2 separate regions of the Mus musculus genome follow, and region 1 is linked to region 2. Evidence: chromatin loops called from intact Hi-C (ENCODE). Cell type or tissue: heart. All regions are shown on one strand.

Region 1 (2,500 bases), 120 kb before region 2:
GCACTACTGTGCCATATGTCTAGCAATGGAATGAAGCTGGGGGAGTTCTAGGATTGGAAGATTTAACAAGATTGTCTGTGGTTTGACTGTCTCGATTTCTTTCTCATTTATCTCCTTCCCCCCTCCCTTCCTCTCTCCCTCCCTTCCTCTCTCCTTCCCTTCCTTCCTTCCTTCTTTCAAATAGTGTTTTATTTGTACAGTCCAGGCTGACCTGGAATTTCAGATCCTTTACCCTAAGCCCCCAAAGTGCTAGGATTACAGGCTTGCACCACAACATCCAGCAAGATTCAGCATTTTTAGTGTAAATGCACAAGGTAAGCCCACAGCTTAGCATTTTACACACAAATGATATTACTTAGAAAGACACGATAGTGTGATTTCCATTGTACAGACTTTTTTCCAAAGGTAGAGAGAAGCTGGGAATTTGCTAACACCCTCTCATTAGCTGCCTTAAATCTAGACCAGTGTGACTCGAGGATCACATGATGCTGCCACGGCATGGCCGAGGTCATTGTTCATCCATTTACTGCAGTGCTGGATTTGAATTCGGGGCTTCATGCATGCTAGGCAAGCTCTCGGTCACTGAACTACACTCCAGCCCTTCATCATATTCACGCCACTGCACCAATAAGAACACAGTTCGTCAAAATTCTAATGGGTGCATACCATAGCCATCCCCAAAGGAAACCCAAATGAGCATTTGAAAAAAGAATCCAGGTTCTCTTAACCCTGGTATTTTTTTTAAGTGGTCTTCACATCTTGCTTTCTTCCTTTCTGTTTCCATTTCATGCTGTTCCCCTCTGCTTTGTAGTCAGGAAGATGGAAAACAGCTGGTACCGTTTCCTAGCAGATAATCCTTCTTGGACTGGGGGAAAAAAATGCCTGTGACATCGTCTCAACTTCCTTCCCTCTGGCAGAAGACATGGCAGCGTGCCTCCTAGAGGGAAGGCTGTCCTCTCTCATAGGCTCCTCTACCCAGACAGGATCACAGCTGTCGGCAGGGAGCACTGGTAAGAACGCCAGCAGGACTGGATAATCCATGGGCAGATGCTCCTGGACCCAAGGATGCACGCTGCAACCAGGCACCAGAGCAAAGAAACTAAGAGTGTTTAAACAGGAATAAACGAGACTGGAAATCATGCGCCCTCCATCGTCTGCCGTCCCCACTGTCCTGCAGATACCTCCTGAGCCCCCGGACAGGGGTTAGGGGATAAAAATGAGGCAGGAAGGTCATGACAGCTGCTAGTTGGGGAAAACCAGGGATTGGCAAGCAGCCTCCTTCTGCTGGCATCAGGGGAACAAGGGAGCTGCCGGGAGAAGCATAAAAACACAGAAGCAGGGAGCCTTTCAAAGGAGAATGTCAAAGGCTTGGAGCCTGGTAGCTGAGGAAAACCTTGCCAAATGTTACAGAGAAAACAGGAAAGCTTTTGAGGCTCTGCATTCTGGGGTCATAGAACAATGAAAAAGGAAGTTTCAGAGGAAAATAACAAGCACTGTCAAGCTCGCTCCAGCCTCACAAAATCCTTCTGCCATTCTTACCGAAAGCAGAGGGAGGAAAAAAAAAAAAAAAAAAAAAAACCCTAACCTCCAGCCAGTGGGCTCAGTCCCATACCACAGCCCCTTCCCTGTGGCATGCTGGGCAGGAAGGGCCATGATGTGGCCTGCTCCCTGGAGACTAGAACAGAACATTTCCAGAACAAAGCCCGTGCAGTTACCTGAAGATCAAAGTTCATTCTTAATAAGGGGACTGTTGGAGGGGGCTGAGAGAGCAATCAATGTTGCCCTGCATTCCATTAAAAAAGGATTATGGGCTGTCTAACCAGGTAGGCAGTGTACTGTGTGAACTGAAATTTGTCCTTTGGAGGGGGTGTGGCAAAACAAAAGCCTGAGGAGACACAAACAACCACTGTTCAGAGCAGCAGGTTAGTGGCATGCTATCTGTGTTTGTGCGTCTGTGCAGGGAGTGTGCAGTATCTTCTGCTGTTGCTAAGATGGTTTCCCCCTTCACCGGCGTCTCACCCAATCAGAAGGTAGCTGCTCCTTATTGGTTGCCTGGTGTTATCGAATGACCATGACGAGCTGGAGTCAAGCCCACCTCATTGGTTTATTCCGATGGCCCATTGTCAGGGGACAGCAAATCAGACACCTAATCAATATTTTGTGAAGTGGCACTAGACTCCTGATGAAATTTGCATTAAATTTCTCCCTGTCTGTGCCTTTGCTCTCAGATAAGCATCATATTAACTTCAGTGATAGAGAGAGAGGCAACCGATCAAACCCTGCCGTCCTTCAGCCATTTTGGACTTATTCCTGAATCTAGGCCGGCATTGTGGAATACTAAATATGGAACGGAGGAATTGGTTACAAGCAAAATGCAGATCTCCCAAGCAGAAACATATTCAACCTGTCTAGAATGGTGATAGCCTTTCCAGATAATAAAATACTGAGTTTCCTCTTTCTTCCCTCCATCCTTCTGTCCCTCCCCTCCTTCATTTGTTTC
Region 2 (2,500 bases):
TGCAAACCTCAGTAAATCAGTGAGTTCACAGCACATGATATTTTTCTTGGCTTGCATCTAGTTCCCATGAGGATCTTGATTTAAATTGTTCATTACAAACTGTCTCTGCCTTCTGCTGGTTATCTCCCTCCAAAACTACACTTTATCACTACACATACTCTTAAAAAGATACAGTCGTTCCTGAGAAGCAGAGAGTTGAATATTTTTTTAAAAAGACATTTTTTTGCACATTAAACAGGAAAAAAGCTCTTCTCTCTCTCTCTCTCTCTCTCTCTCTCTCTCTCTCTCTCTCTCTCTCTCTCTCTCCCCCTCCCCCCCATCCCCAAGGGTTCTCAATTCAGCCTCCAAACCTACCAAAAGTTTCAGAAACAATGACAGAAATAAGCTAACTCCCTTCTATCTTTGGCAGCACAAAAGCTAACTTCATGAAAGCCACCCTTGCCAAGAATTAATGCCATGCAAACCACATCCACATTTGACTGTGACTGCTACATCGGTTCACCACAATATTTACTTGAAAAACATATAATTTGCAGTAGAGAAGAAAGAGAAAGAAGAAAGAGAAAACTCCTGTACCAAAAAAAAAAAGTTTCTTTCAAATGCAAATTAATCCAAAGATATATCTTTCCCTGTTTTTGGAAAATCACTCTAGCATAAGAAAACCATAGTTCGCGTGGGAAAAAAAATATTGGTATATGAACACCCACCAGTTGAAAAGACAATTAAATTGCTGTCAGTTCCCTGAACTACTAAGAAAAGACGACTCCTGACTCTGGAAGCCTTGAGAGTACTTGATTAGCTTCTACTGACCTAAGAAGTCTTCTGGTCCCAGGTAGCCAACAACATTCTTTTCTTCTCCAGTGAGATGCTGGTGTGAACATCAGAGGGCATTGTATTACTGAACTGATCAGAAAATAACATTGTTACTGATCTTCTGAGAGAGAGAGAGAGAGAGAGAGAGAGAGAGAGAGAGAGAGAGAGAGAGAGAGAGGCAAAGCACAATGTAATGGAGCATTCTTCCTGGTAGGGAAAAAAAAAAGTAAAGGCAGCCCTGCTGGACTGAGTTCAAACATAGCTGACAGACTCCGGGAGAATTTACACTGAGCATGCTTGCCTGCGCGGCTTGCATGAGACACTCTTAATGAATATTACTTCCTTCCCACTGGCTAGCCCTGGAAGTCCACACCCTCCCCTCTTTCAGAAGTCAGGAACTTAGCATCAGCCAAAGCCCAGAAAACAGACTTCCAGGGAGGCCTTGTCTCCCTGATCCATAAACTTTCAGGTTATGACCTGCGGGTCAGCATGACAAATAGAACATGGGGTGAGTTTTCTCTGCCCTTGATTATGTTCCCGGCTTTGTGCCTGCCTGTCCGAAATGGCAGCTACCCCAGAGAGAAGAAAAACAGACGGCTGGCTTTTTCTCTAAAGAAAGAGCTGTCCCAAATGCCTGGATAAAGGCCTTTCTCCAGCCAGCTCTGGGAGCCAGGTCAGAAGGAAGGTTTTTCTTGTGACTTAAAATTCATTGCAATTATTTTTAACTTCTGGCTACAATGAACTAAAATGCCTACCAGTTTTGAAAGCTTACCTGTCACCTCTCTCTAAAATGCTGTGTAACTAAATCTAATCTAAGAATACGCTTAGAATCCATTTTAGCCTGATGTGTCTAACATGCGCATTGCATCCGTGGGCATTCAGCCGACACTGTAAGGCAGGTATTTCTTATTGTTGTGGTTGTTGCTGCTGCGGCTGCCACTGTTGCTTTCCATACAATATTTTCCCTTTCCCTAAGACAGAAAGTCTAAAAATTTAAAAATAGGCTATTTTTCTGACGGTCTTGGAAGACAAGATTGTTACTCAGGGAAGAGGGGACGTGGGGAGGGAAGCCTCAGACAGCATTCACAACAAAAACAGAGGGCACTTTCCTTTTTGAGGAATGATATTGAAATCTATTTTATTATCCACCTGATATTTTCAGATTCCCGTTTATAAGTGCCAAATGACAGTTATATAACATTAAATACTCATTTAAATGACAGTGCTTACTTATCCAGCAAGCTCCAGCAAAGCACACACAGAGTTTTGTTTGAAAAACAATGACATTAGAGTTTAAAAGGGCAAAAGAAACTACGCTTACAAAGAAACATTATCCTCGCAAGCCTCTGAGACAAAGCTTGCCTGGCCAGCATTGATCCATGATTGACAAAAGGTATCTGTCTAAACCTGACAAGAAAGCCAGCTTCTCCTAGGGCCTGTAGCCATGACACAGCCATGCTGTGCTTCTGGTTGGTCCTGTTGTCTGAGGCTGTTGTTACACAAACATCTCCTTGCCTCCTGCTCTTGAACAAATTCAGTCACTCACACGTGCCTCCTTTTCTGTAATTCTGAGAATTTTGGGAGTGTTCAGACATGGGACTTGTTTTGTTTGTTTTCATGCTTTCTCTAAGGGAAGAAAAAAGCTGAGCCCCCCTCCCCAACACACATACACACTGCAAGGTGTTTA

The links. A loop is a pair of places that touch in the nucleus more often than their neighbours do. Peaks named below come from ENCODE experiments on the same cell type or tissue, not always from the same donor. Only the 100,000 strongest peaks of a DNase experiment are listed, where the experiment ranks them.
Region 1: it touches region 2 in a loop (2.5-fold over the local background); 3 of 42 quality-filtered maps call a loop at or near these places.

The regions. Positions count from the first base shown.
Region 1 is chr9:41,446,162-41,448,661 of GRCm38, reverse strand. All of the region lies in intron 3 of Mir100hg (Mir100 Mirlet7a-2 Mir125b-1 cluster host gene), which reads right to left. Among named protein-coding and RNA genes, the nearest start is that of Mir100hg, 71 kb to the right of the region's middle. In heart, no CTCF peak of the experiment used is centred here; a DNase peak (open chromatin) is centred at 1,001; H3K27ac peaks cover 2,279 bases.
Region 2 is chr9:41,325,686-41,328,185 of GRCm38, reverse strand. No RefSeq gene overlaps it. Among named protein-coding and RNA genes, the nearest start is that of Gm25401, 13 kb to the left of the region's middle. In heart, no CTCF peak of the experiment used is centred here; a DNase peak (open chromatin) is centred at 1,145; H3K4me3 peaks cover 1,404 bases; H3K27ac peaks cover 1,806 bases.